Regions from separate parts of the Homo sapiens genome. Here region 1 is linked to region 2. A link is a contact called in ENCODE Hi-C data. All regions are on one chromosome and are shown on one strand. The core of a region is the stretch at or near the end of the contact, and the rest is flanking DNA. Distances in the headings are between cores, read along the strand shown.

Evidence for each region. A loop is a pair of places that touch in the nucleus more often than their neighbours do. Pooled maps may share reads with other maps.
Region 1: a loop to region 2 is called in a pooled map, with 8 times the contacts of the local background. The contact joins the promoter of FUBP3 here to the enhancer-like site in region 2. A Hi-C loop is called at or near these places in 2 of 37 single-sample maps with no recorded cell type and 2 of 50 pooled maps.

What each region holds. Positions count from the first base shown.
Region 1 is chr9:130,577,600-130,584,359 of GRCh38, forward strand. It overlaps FUBP3 (far upstream element binding protein 3), which reads left to right and starts at 1,978. Exons shown (of 19, transcript NM_003934.2): 1 at 1,978-2,165. The coding sequence starts at 2,082. It overlaps LOC100272217 (a long non-coding RNA gene), which reads right to left and starts at 1,895. Exons shown (of 1, transcript NR_027440.1): 1 at 1-1,895. LOC124902286 (a long non-coding RNA gene) reads left to right here and starts at 2,241. Exons shown (of 2, transcript XR_007061818.1): 1 at 2,241-2,649; 2 at 3,060-4,487. RefSeq lists a silencer at 1,926-2,295.
Region 2 is chr9:129,411,603-129,418,624 of GRCh38, forward strand. No RefSeq gene overlaps it. Among named protein-coding and RNA genes, the nearest start is that of LINC00963, 74 kb to the right of the region's middle. RefSeq lists silencers at 1,832-1,911, 1,932-2,101, 2,212-2,421, 2,562-2,701 and enhancers at 3,283-4,102, 4,696-5,195. Within about 2 kb of position 1,594, at least 41 of the 41 ENCODE cell types and tissues checked have a DNase peak (open chromatin) inside an H3K27ac peak, as active enhancers do.

The sequences.
Region 1 (6,760 bases), core at 728-3,227, 1.2 Mb after region 2:
TCTGGTCTTTGGACCAAACCTTGGAATACAACTTACATTTGGGCCAATAGCCTTGTTTTCCCTATTTATACTCATAGGGAAAGCCAGCTGGAATATGCATGAATCAACATTCTAACCTCAGAGATATATTTCTAAAATTCAAAACAGAAGTTATCACTGATACTTGGTTCAGCTGAACGACTGTGTTCATGAAAGTTGATACCATTGCCATTCCTTGATTTTTACAAGCATAGCAAACTTAAAACGCTCAACACACCCAGAATGGGCAATAAATGGATGTGTTGGCATGGTCCTCCTCGTGCTGGCACTTCAACAACACAGCAAGCTATGTACTTTTGAACAGGGGTTGGAACATTTTTTCTGAAAGCAATCTTCAATCTTGCAATTTTGCCAAATTCTTTTATTTTGCCATAATCTATGAATTATTCTACTTGGCATTATTGAATGCAAAATAAGTTTACTAAGCACCTACTATGTGCCACACCCTAGGGATACAGGGAAAAATAAGTCTCTGCTCTAAAGTAACTCACAGTCTAGGAAAGAAGTCATTAACAAATAAATAACTATACTTTGGTTATTGGTCAAGTATTCCTCATACTTCTTTAGAATGCCCAAAGCTCTCTTGGCATAATGACACAGTGAGGGGTGAGGGTGGGGTCATCAAGGAAAGTTATATGGGACTTTTTTCCCCAAGAAAGGGTCTTGCTCTGTCACCCACGCTGTACTGCAGTGGCGTGATCATAGCTCACTGCAGCCTTGACCTCCAGGGCTCAGGTGATCCTCCCACTCCAGCCTCCCAAGTAGCTGGGACTACAGGTGTTTGCCACCACGCCCAGCTAATTATATTTTTTGTAGAGACGGGGTCTCACTATGCTGCCTAGGCTGGTCTTGAATTTCTGGGCTCAAGAGTTCTGCCTGCCTTGGCCTCCCAAACTGCTAAGATTACAGGCGTGAGCTACCGCACCCGGCCCGTATTGGATTTTATTTATTTCCTTTTCTTGGTGCTCATCCTCCTTCACAACTTCAAGATGGGCATAAGATGTTTGACAACATGGTTCTTCATTAAGTCCAACTCCTTATCATAATAGGGCTTGGGAAATATTAAACACGAGGGCAATCGTGCTAACACAAAAATGGGCGCCCCCTAAACCTTGTTACTTGTTTGCTCACTTATAAGAAGAGCCAACTCAAAGGCTCAACTGAATTCTAGCACTAAGATTCCTTCCTTGCTGTAGAAGATCTGTACCTGGTCACTTCCATTAAAGTTACATAGGCGTTCCAAGAAGCCTCCTGCAATACAGTTGTGACTCAGCCGGTATGGGAGTAATGACGGTCCTGTGGTATTTCCTGCACCCCCAGAGTCCCAGAGTTTGTTAAGGACCGTGTAAGAGGACACCACGCTGGCTTTTCAGTGGGCGCGTCTCTCCTGGGGGCATCACCAGACAACCCCAGGCGGAAGTGGCGGTGGCCCATCCTCATGCAAACTGCAGTGTAAGAACTGGGGCCCGGGACTCCTCGCAAATGTGGGACACTGACATTCTGTGATGCTGTCCCAATGCCCTTTCAAAGCGCTCAGCCCCCAAATTCCCAACCAACAGCCATTTCAGGGAGGGGCTACCCAGGACCAGGCTTTTGATGAACCACGACTGTTCGGGGTGCCGTCTTGGGAGAGCCACGTCAGTCCCTCTGAGATTCCAAACGGCCGACAGCGGACACCTCGGGACCACATCCAAGCCTCGGGGACCTGTCAAGACGCCATCGACGGTCCTGGACCAAATCCCGCCCGGGAAGGGAAGGGTCGCGACCGGACCCTGGAGACCCACGGCTGCCTGGCGATCTGAGCCCACCCCGGCGCTGCCGTCCCGCCCCCACTTCCGATCGGTCGAAGGTCACGTGCCCTGACCCCGCCCCGCAGACGCGACTCCTCCAGCTGCGAGCGTCCCGGCTTTCCCTTCCGCCGGAAGTAGGGCGACTTTCCTTTTCCGGCTACGGGTCCCCAAGCGGAGCGGGAGGCCGGACCGGGGAGCCGAGCGGCGGCGTCGGCGGCGTCGGCGGCGGCGGCGACGGCGGCGGGGGCGGTAATGGCGGAGCTGGTGCAGGGGCAGAGCGCTCCTGTGGGGATGAAGGCCGAGGGCTTCGTGGATGCCCTGCACCGGGTCCGGCAGGTACGGGCGCAGCCGGCTGGCAGGAGCACGAGATCCCGAGGCGGGGCCTGGCGGGCGGGGAAGAGGGGTTCGGGCCTGGGGGGCGGGAGGCAGCCTGAACCGACGTCTCAGCCGGGCCGGGCCGTTCCGTGGAGTTCCTACAGCCGGGAGGAGCCGGGGGGATAAGGCGCCACTGCGAGGCCCAGGCCCGGCCTGTCGGGCGGGTCTCCCAGGTGCCTGAAGTCGCTGGGAAAGGGTTTGCTTAGAGCGTCTGGCCCCATCGTGCCCCAGCGGCCAGCCTGGACCCACAGTGTAGCTAGCGCGGGGTTCTGAACCTCGCGAGGGGAGGGGTCCGGGAAGCCCACGGGGAGGATCTGGGTGTAGACATAAAGCAGCTGTCTGACGCCCAGTAGCTTGTTAAAACTTGGGGAACATCGTCTTTAGACTTTCTGTTGAGTAGAAGGAACTCGAGGGCATCTTATATGTGAGGGTGCTCTTTGGAGAGGTGAGAGAGGGAGGTGTTACATGTGTGGGGGTGGTCCCCAAGATGTAGAAATTTCTCATGGCAAGCTTGCCTCTACTGGGGAGAATGATATGGCCTCATTCCGACATTGAAACTTTACTGTCTGACAATGTCGTGCATTTAATCAAAGTTAAATTAACTGGGTTTTAGAAGGCTCCAGGCTTCCCCAGAGAGTGAATATGGGACCTGCCAAAAATACTTACTGGCTTCTGGCATGGTACTTAGAACAGAACGTGTTCTTCATTTGTATCTAAAACTTACTTACAAGTCAGCCCTAACACTTCAGCTTCCTCGGTTAAGTGTCTTATGTCCTCCTCTCTTCTTATGTAATTGTAAGCGCACTGATACTTTAAAAGTTGGGCTATAACTAATTACTGCTTGATTCCTAACAGAAAGCCACAGGAGTCATTGTATTAGAAGAAGGTCTTCACTCGGGCGCTTGAAGATATGGTCTTTACATCTCTTTCCAGTATTCCAGGGGAGGGAACCCTACCTGTTTCCCTGATAACTGACTTTTCATGTTATATATTGATGCTCCTATAGACATTATATTGGATCCCAGAACTTTCCAAACCTGTGGTTCCACCTAAAATTTTATCTGATGAATTGTTACTTTACTGCCTAGCTGCCAACCAGTACAGTAGTGAGTATCCATCTTACTTAGACTTCAGATCCACCCATGGCTGTAATGGATGAACATGCCACCCAGCTCCCCTTCCACCACTCTGCTTGCTGGCGTGTTACAGTGCTCTCCTCTACAGTACAGGGTCCTGAACCTTGTTTCTCACTGGCTACTAATATGTAATGGCTTTCGCTCTGTGCTGATGTGTGACAGTCACCTTGTTGGCCTTCTATGTCCGGGAAGAATTATAGTCACTGCCCTAAAGGGCTCAGATCCTCAGTTTGCAGAAGGCCTGTAGTTGAACATAAAGTGAATTTTGAACCATTGAGAAGACATTCCGCTTCTCTTGAGCCAGTGGTTGAACTCATATTCTTGGACAACCTGCTCCAGAGGGAGACCCTCTGGTAAATGCTGACCTAATGTGGATTGTTGAAGCAGTGGTGTTTACTACTAGCAGTGAAAACTTCATTGGAATTGTTCTCAGCTCTGAAATGCACCATTGACTGGAGCAGTAATAAGCCCAATGGAGACAGGGCTGTAAGTGTGTTCCTTCTGAATGTTAACAGCTGGAGGTCCATACTATCTCCAAGGATTTGATGGCCTTTAAAAACTAAAGAAAAACCAGGTTGGTGGGTAATTTTAGGTTTATTGTATATAGATTTGCATTGGGCAAGAACGGAATGTTAGAAATCTGTAATACTGTATGCTGATGGTAAACTTACTGTAAGGATCTCATTTGGGTATCTGGAAGGTGATAGTTCTGTTTCTTTGTTATATACACAGCATGTTACAGAGATGTGATTTTTCTCCCCATTAAACAGAACTAAAAGACAGTATATTTATTTAAACGCAAAGCTTTTTCCCCTTTTATGTCTCCTCATAAACTCCAGAGACAGTCTGGAAGGCCCTCTTAAATTTGTCAAAGAGCAGTAAAGTGTCTCACGCTCAGTTTTTCTAGCAGATCGTAATACTCTCAGTTGACCCTGCTGGGATTTGAACCTGCAGTTTCTATTAAGTTTGGTGTGTGAAGTCCAACACCTTATCAACTAGGCTTTCCCTCTGACATCTTGAAGCCTCCGTGTATATCCTTTGGACTCTGCAGCAAAGTGCATCAGTTGTTAGTTTACTCTGAGCATGGTATTCTTAGATTGAAAAGAAGTCTCTGAAGATGTCAAATAAAATGTAAACATTTTCTCCAGCAGTGTGAAGTCTAGTGAGTTAATGTTTGGCACAAGCAGGTAATTTACATCCATTCTATAGGGTAGTAGAAATGTGATCTGGGCAAGTCACAGTGGCTCATGCTTGTAATCTCAGCACTTTGGGAGGCTGAGGTAGGAGGATGGCTTGAGCTCAGGGGTTTGATACCAGCCTGGGCAACATAGCGAGACCTTGTCTCTACTAAAAATTAAAAAAATTAGCTGGATGTGGTGGCCCACCCCTGCAGTCTCAGCTGTTTGGGAGGCTGAAGCAAGAGGCTAGCTTGAGCATGGAGATCAAGGCTGCAGTGAGCTGTGATTGCTCCGCTGCATTCCAGCCTGAGTGACAGAGTGAGACACTGTCTCAAAAAAAAAAAAAGAAAAAGAAAAAGAAAGAAATGTGATCTCATTCAGTTCCATGGATGAAGATCTAAAAACTGCTGGATATTAAAAAACATCTGTCTACTTTTCCCAAGTCATTGGCTGGTTAGCAGAAGTAGTGTTTCTTCAACTAGTTCAGATAAGACAAAATCCTGAGTAGTTCATCCTGTTCCACAGCCGTCCTCTGCACTTCTATACTGACTGTCTGCCTAGGTTACAAGGGGACCTCTGGATGAGTAGATCCAAGTCTGGTTTATGTTGTTCCATTCTCCTAAAAATATTTTTAAATGTTCCTAGAAGGTCTACCATTGATAACTTAGTAGCACCTGTCATCACCCGTGAGCAATCCCTTGTTAGGAGAGTGTGATGCCACAGTGCATTATAGGTTGACAGCAGCCTTCCACAAGCTGGACCAGCTAGCTGTCTGCCAGTCGTCGCCTAAATAGAAATTGTTCTCCGAGAAACTACTAATACTTTTTAGGACTTTAAAAAGCATTAGATCTGTTTTGATCTAGATAGACCCACTCAATGCCTCTGGATTGTATAACTACAGCATATAATGTTGATACAGAATGCAGTCTAAATGGTGCTTCATAGAGTTCGTTCGGCATCACGGTAGCACTACACTTAAATGAGTGTGACCAAGCCATTGTAGAATCAGTAGAAAGTAACCTTTTGACAGATTTTTAGGCCCGAACCTCTTCTTCACTGGCACCTATTTTGGGGAAATGTTGATTGGTGTGGGGCCTCAGAAGTTCCACAGTCCTCCTGAAAATCTCTCCCAGTGCTGCTGTTTCACAGTTTAAGCCTGAGCAGTAGGTAATTTGGGATGTGTGTTGTATACCCTGGGCTGATTTAGAACTTTAATGCTTTAAGATTCTGACTTCTTAGAACAAGCACTAGGTTTCCTTTTAAGAGAACACTGTACATCTACCATTAAAAGAAAAAGCCTCCATTCATTGGCCAGTGGGTTCGCCCTGCGAGGCTCATTTAACACATGGTTTTGACTCCCGGCTCAGTCAAGTGTGCTGAACACTCAAGAGATCTAAGTGGTACTCCACTGAGACTGTCTTGTACATGTCCAGTGATTGAATAGCTCAAGTCATCATTTCACAAGGGACTAACTCCTGCCTGTACACTCATTTTAGCTTTCATAAACACTTGAAGGAAACTAGTGTCTGCAGGAAATCCACGGGCTGCTCCTGTAGCTTTACATTGTTGGGACCCAGTAGAGTACCTGGCGGAGTGAGTCTTCCTTAAAGGGTTTTGGTGATGTCACTGAGTGTGTGTGCGCCACCACATGTTAATGGAAGTGCTGAACTTCATACTGGGTATTGGAAAGTAGATAGTAAATAAACTATATATTCCACTGTATGTCTCTAAGGCTTTTCTCATTTGCAGATGAGAACATTTATAATGTGATAATTTATCATATAATATAATTATTTTGGGGTAGAGACAGGGTCTCACTATGTTGCCCAGGCTGGTCTCGAACTCCTGGCCTCAAGCAATCCTCCCACCTCAGTCTTTCAAAGTGCTGGGATGGGTGTGAGGCACCGTGCCCCCATGCCTGGCTGTCTTTATTTTAAAATCTGATAGCCCATGTGTATTACCAAACTTTGGTTTCTTCTGAAGTACCAGTTATTTCATAAATAGAAATTTACTTAGACCACAGTTCTCAAACTTGTGGCCTGTGAGCTATAGAAGACTTACTATGGGCCTGCAGGCATGCTTTGTTTGACCCACCCAGCACCAACACTTAAAAACTAGAGTGATTTTTGGCTGGGCACGGTGGCTTACACCCGTAATCCCAGCACTTTGGGAGGCCGAGGTGGGCGGATCACTTGAACTCAGGAGTTCGAGACCAGCCTGGTCAACGTGGCAAAACCCCATC
Region 2 (7,022 bases), core at 344-2,843:
CGCTGAGAAGGAAGGATTTGAACCCTAGCACTCTGGCGACAGTGGCCCCTGACTGACAGTTGTCCTGCCCCCAGCCCCAAACTTCTGATCATACAGATAATTCCACAGATGAAAGAGTGGGGCAACCAGCACCTGAATGGAAGGCACAGCGCCACGGTCCCATCTAGGCTCTATCACCAGCTGGTGGCGCATCTTAGCCCCATCTCCTTCCCCTCTCCAGGCCTCAGTTTGCCCAACTGTAAAACAAGAAGTGGGGGTAGTTGGTCTGGGTAATCTCCGAAGTCCTCCCAGATCTGGGGTTCTGCAACACTGGGTGTCTACTGTCATTTTGTCACAAACTTTGCCCAGGGCTCCGACTCTCGCATCAGCTAAACCCTCTGAACCCACCACCAGCTCTGCGTGGACGGTCAGCCTGTGGGGTGAGTGCTGGTGACTCGGCGTGGAGGGAGGTATAGGCCTGCCCGATGCCTGTCCGTATCTCAGGGCTGGGAACCTCTGTCTTACACTCCACAAGCGCTGGGGTGGGATGGGGTGGGAGTGGGGTGGGGTGGGGGTGGGGGTGGGGTGGGGATGGAGGATGCTCTTTCTTCTTGGAACCAGTGACTTTGGTTCACACATTCAGGGAGGGCTGTGCAGCTGAGAGCGGCTGGTGCTGGGAAGAGAGCTGAAGATCACTTTATCTTGAAAGGGCAAAGGTCTCCGTGACCAAAGGCTAACCGCATGTCCTTGGAAGAGAAAAAGAAAAAGAAAACATGAAACAGGCTAAAGGGGTCTCTGAAAGTTGTTTCCAAAACCTGGGTTGTTCACTAGGAGTTGCTTGTAAGTGTAAACACTTTTTTATTTTTATTTTTTGAGATGGAGTCTTGCTCTGTTGCCCAGGATGGAGTGCAGTGGCATGATCTTGGCTCACTGCAACCTCTACCTCCCAGGTTCAAGTGATTCTCATGCCTCAGCCTCCCTAGTAGCGGGGATTACAGGCGTGCACCACCACGCCTAATTTTTGTATTTTTAGTAGAGACTGGGTTTTGCCATGTTGACTAGGCTGGTTTCAAACTCCTGGCCTCAAGTGATCCTCCTGCCTCGGCCTCCCGAAGTGCTGGGATTACAGGCGGGCCGTGCCCGGCCAACATTTGTTTTTCTGAACCCATGGTATGGTGTGCACTGCAGAGGCTTTTTCCTCTGGCTTCCCTGTCCAGAGCAGCAACTGTATGCATTTGAGCTGATAATGTCCAAGAGTGGGGAGCTGAGTTAGGAACAGAATCACAAACTTTAATTAGCAGGATGACATTAACATCCCAGCAGGGGCTTGGGGGCGTCCTTCAGGCCCATCTGATCCCGGTGGACACCTCCCCACAGGACCCGCAATCTTGGGACACTGGAAGCCAGGCGCCCTTTGAGGGTGGAGGGAGGCCACCCACCTCCCCATGTGGCCAGAAATTGCATGCCCCGGCAGCCTGCCCTGGCTTGGTTCAGCAGGGCCCAGAATGTTCTGGTCTTTATCTGGTTTAGTTTTAAGTGCTTCCAACGGCAGCAGGGCTGTTCCACCACAGTCCCCAGGAAATTGGTCCGTGTAGGACGGAGCCTTCCCGAGAATGAAGTCATCTGTTCCTTTTTTATTTTTTGTTGCCTTTCTCCTTCAACGCGAGTCACCGGGCCTCTGCAGTCCCTCCCCGCGCCAACGCGCCCCGCCGCGGGGCCCGGACGGGGTGGCGGGGGAAGGGGCGAGGAGCAGGGCCCCGGGGTGCGCGGCCGCCCGACGCCCCCTGCTCTCGCCCTGCCCCCCGCCCCGGCCCCCGCCCGCCGCGGCCTGAAGGTGAGCTCCCGGGGGGCCGCCCGAGCTCCGGCGCGGCCCGCTCGGCAAACAATAACAGTAAATAACGCTCCCTTGTCAACGTAATAAAAACGGAAACGGTTACAATGTTTTTTAATAAGCGTCCCCCATCAATCTCCCTCCCCCTCGTCCCGGGCCGTGGGCACCGGGGAGGAGGGGGAAGGGTGGGGGGCACCGGGGCGCGCTGCTTGGGGGACCCGGGGTGCAGGAGGAGGACGCCCGGGGGAAGAGGGGAAAACACAGCAAGTGAGAGACGAGGGGGCGCGAGCGGCCGGGGTCACGCGCGCCAGCCGAGCCGGGAAGCGGCCGCGGTGAGTAACACCGTTGCCATGGCGACGTGGCCACGAGGAACAGGAAGCGGCAGAAATAGCAGCCACCGCGGCCCGCGCCGCCCGGCCCCTCCCCCCAGCCCGTTGCCACGGAGACCGGGCCAGAGCGAGGCTGCGCGGGCGGCCGCGGCCGCCTGCGCCCCAACCCGCGCATGCGCAGCGGGGCCTGGCCCACGAGGGCGTCGCGGGTGTGTCCCGTCGCCGCGCCGGGGCCACCTGGACCCCCAGACCTGCCCCTGCCGCCCGCTTAGGTGGTGGTTCGGGGGCCGGGGGAAGGAAAAGCCAAATCGTTCCTTGTTTGCCTTTGGAAAGCCGCCCTGCCATTGTTCCGGGCGGATTCCTTGGTTTCCAGGCGCTGTAGGCCAGGAGAGGAGGGGGCAGGAACCCCGGCCCAGCGGTCCCAGACGTTTTCGAAGCGACAGACCCTGGGCCCAGCGCGGGGACGCGGAGGGGACACGGGCTAGCAGCCCTGCCCTCCGGAGCTCAGGCCCAGTCCGGGCTTCCCAGGCCCCGGGGCTGCCCTCCCGGAGCCCGACCTCCCCTGGGGGTGGGGGTGCTGCCCCGGGGCCCCCTTCCTGGGTTTCCTGGTCCTTTTGTTCACGTATCCCCCTCCCCGGATTGAACCAGCAAAGAGCACAAAGCAGAAAATACATCCTTGCCGCCCGCAGGCTCCCTCATCCCGCAGAAAACTCTGAAACAGTCCACACCCGTCCCAAAGTTGAGAGAAACCTGGACGTTTCATAAACAAAACCCGCCCTCCAGCAGCGTGTTTATGTGGAGGCGGCCTCGCGTGTCTGAGGCTGGGGTGTGTGTGCTCGTGTGTGTGTGTACGTGCGCCGGGGACACGCGATCATCTCTCAGGTGTTTGTGGAGAATTTTTTTTCTCTCCAGATTTTGTTTGGTTTGTTTTTAATAAGGGTCAGAGGTCTGGGCTTCTGTGGGGAAGGGGCAAAGGTCATCTCGGATGGCCAGGCTGGGAGGTCCTAGGGGGAGGGGTCGCGGGGCCTGGGCTGCCGGGCGAGGCGGGAGCCGGTGGGAGTCAGCGGGGACAGGCTCCGCGAGCTGCTCCTGGGGTATGGCCCCAGAGAGGACCCGAGCCAGGACTGGGATCTCTCTCCCCTGAGCAGGGCAGCTGTCACTTCCCCGGCCCCTGTCCTGGCCACACTGGCCAAGAGAGAAGGCAAGCGGAGTGGCCCCGGTCTCTGGGGCTTTCTGCATTGGAAAGGGGAGGCTTTTGTTTTTTGTACAAGGCGGACTTCAACTTTCAGCGAGCAGGCTGACCAGATGGGAATGTAGACAGGGTGTGCGGGGAAGGGGGACCGCATGCTTCAAACCTCCTTCCTGCCACCATCGCCTAGCAGCCTGAGCCCCCACTGCGGCCCTGTGCTGGCTGAAGGGAGGGAGGGGCTAGGGCTGATGTTTCTTCTTCCCTCCTTCCCCCACCCCCCTTTTCCAGATGTGAGAAAGGAACCCCGCCCTGCAGGGGAAACTTGTCTGGTGTCCAGAAGACTTAGGATCCACGGTGGAGGTCTGGGTGCCATATTGCCGTCTCTCCTTGAAGGAGAAGATGAACACATAGGGAGAAGGCGCCTGGGAGCTGTCGCTACAGTCTAGAGAAGCCCCACCTTGGCCCAGCAGTAGCCTGTGCTGAGAACCGGGATTCCAGGACCAGACAGTCCTGGCGGTGGATCCCGGCTCTGCCGAAGCCACAGCTTGTGTATCTGGACAACAGGGATAGCGCAGTGCCCGTGTCACAGGTGGTGATGGCTCCTGGAGGTGGTGCACACAAGCTCGTGGCATGGCATCTGGTGCACAGTAGGTGCTAGAACATAGAAGCTGTCATTGGAGCTGGTGTGACCCAGGATGGCCACCTTGGGTCTCTGACACTCTGGGGCTGGCTGTGTCCCAAGGCAGGTTCATCTTTGGTCCAGCCTCCAGGAAAGGAGCACTGGACTGGGGTCAGGAGAAGCCGAGGCCAGGGGTTCTGCCACCAACCCATTGTGTAATCCGAGGCAAGTCCCTGAGCTGCTTTGAGCCTCAGTCTTCCCATCTGGCAAATGGGGATAATAATCACAACCACCATTGATTGTGAACTTACTCAGTGCCAGGTACTCCACCGAGGTCTGTACATTTCCTTATCTAATTCTGCCCTCAAAACAACCAAGTGAGGTAAAGACCACGATGATCCCACTTTCACAGATGAAGGGGCAGAGCCTCAGAGAGGTGAAGTCACTTGCTGGGGACACAGCTGGAAGATGGTGCAGTCGCTGTCACACACCCCTGAGAGCGAGTGTCCAGCTGCTGCTCCTGTCTCTGTTGTTCCCCTGCCCTTCCTGCTCACCCCCTGTACTTTTCGGTGGCTCCGGCCACAGCCCTCCCTTTGTATTTGAACCCTTGGATCCAGCCATTCTGGAATCTTCTGAGTCTGGTGCAGATCCAGCCCCCTCAGTGGGAGACATCCTCAGGGGTAGATGGTGGCTTGAAGAAAGCCAGGTGGGCCCCACATGGTCCCCACAGTCAACCCGGCGGCTCACAGCTGATCGGCCATCCACCGTGTCTCCCCCTGCCATTTACACCGAAGGGTTGGGGTTCCTAACACACCCGGGTGGACGCGTGGCCTCCAGATGGTGCAGTTAATCCCGCTGGAAGCCGTAAATCAGCGAGATTGTCCCAGCTTCCCCTCCCCTCCTCCGTGCTGTCACCTCCAGAAGCTGGTGGGAGAAGCACCCCTCCAGCCCCGCCCTCCCGCCCCGGCCTTTGTTCCTGCTCAGTAGCCGGCAGGACGTGGCCCAGTCACGGTCTCCACGGCCCACGTTTGAATCTCAGCCCTGTCACTGCCTGGCACGGTGGCTTTGGCCAAGCACTTCATCTCCTGTTATCCTCAGTTTCCTCATCCATGAAATAGGGTGGGTCACAGCACCTGCCTGGTCCTAAAGATGGGGGCTGCTGTGTGTGAGCGCTCCACCCTGGACCTGGCTCCCGGGGGGTCCTCGGATATGCTGCTGGTTATAACAAGTTCTTACTCTGGGCTAGGTGTTGTAATGCTTTAGCTCAGTGAATCCTCAAACAAGCACATTATGACCCTTTTATAGGTGGGGAAGCTCCCACTCCGAGAAGGGAAGTAAGTTGCCCAAGGCCACACAGCCAATTAGCAGAACTGGGATTAAATCAGGCAGGCCTGTGCAGCTCTAAAGACCTCGCTGTAACCCTAGGTTCCTGGCCCTCCCTACTGAGGCCCTCTGAGGCTCTCTACCAAACCAGCATCTGCAGTGACAGCATCGTTAGCCCTGCCTGGAGCCGTTGGGTTAATAGGTCCTTAATAAAGCCAGCAGAGGCGTCTGCAGCTTCGCAGGGCAGGGGCCGAGGGGCCAGGTGCAGCAGATGTGTCCTAATGAAAATATCGGGGGGGGGGGAGGGGGAGGGGACCATGGGGTGAGCCGCCTGCTCACGTCTCCAGCTTCCTGACCTCTGTGGCTGAGTCACTGGAGGCCTCCAGGTGCAGGGGACAATCAATTCCATCACTCATTCCATCTATGCTGGCTTGCTTCCTTTCATCCATTCACCCATCATCCATCCATCCATCCTTCCATTCCATCCATCCTCTCCCAGTGACTCATCCTCCCTCCCTGGCTTCCATGCATCCATCCATCCATGAATCCACTCACCCATTCCCTCCTTCCCTTCCTCCTTTCCTTCTCTCCTTCCTTCTGCCCATCTGTCCACCCAGTGTTTACTGAGCACCCGTCTTGAGCCAAGCCTTATGTGACGTGCCCAGGTTCCTCCCTCTGAGGGACTCACATTCTCAAAAGGATGCAAAACAACTAAGCCCAAGTGCACAGGGCACTAGGAGAGGAGAGGGCGTCTCGGGGGCTCTGACACTGGGCTCTGCACACCTTCCTCAGCCAAGCTCGCCAGGTGACCTTGGGCAGATCACACTCCCTGGAGGCCACTCTCTTCTACCTGTTCAAAAAAGGGTGTCCTCGTCCATTCGGCTGCTATGACCTTAGACTGGGTTATTTATAAACAAGTTTATAGTTCACATTTCTGGAGGTTGAGAAGTCCAAGATCAAGGTGCCTGCAGATTTGGTGTCTGATGAGGGCCCTTTCCTCACAGATGGTGCCTTATAGCCTTGTCCTCACATGGTGGAAGGGGCGAGCAGGCTCCCCAGGCCTCTTGCCTAAAAGCATAGATACCATTCATGAGGATGGAGCCCTCATTACCTAATCACCTCCCAGAAACCTCATCTCTTAATACACATTGCAGATAATGGTGTTGTTTGTTTTTGTTTGTTTGTTTTTGAGACAGGGTCTCCCTCTGTCACCCAGGCTGGAATGCAGTGGTGTGATCTTGCCTCACTACAGCCTCCGCCTCCCGGGTTCAAGCAATGCTCCCACCTCAGCCTCCCGAGTAGCTGGGATTACAGGTGTGTGCCACCACGCCTGGCTAATTTTTGCATTTTTAGTAGAGACAGGGTTTCACCATGTTGGCCAGGCTGGTCTGGAACTCCTGACCTCAGGTGATCCACCTGCCTCAGCCTCCCAAGGTGCTGGGATTACAGTCGTGAGCCACCATGCTTGGGGCAGATTATGTCTTGACATATGAATTTTGGGGGTGGGGGAGTCAGGTCATGGCAAAGGTGGTGCATTGTGGCATCTCCTGTTCTGTATTTCTACAATTCCAAGCAGGTGAGGAAGCATCCAACTAACTACTCCCCTGAGAACCCATTCCCACCCTGGGCCCTGGGATCTGCCTCCAACACCTGCAGGGTCCCCGGATTGAGGTCCAGGTCCACTCTGACTGACCCAGACAAGCTGCAGTGGGACTAGCAGAGGTGGGGGCTGGGGCAGAGCACTGGACTCAG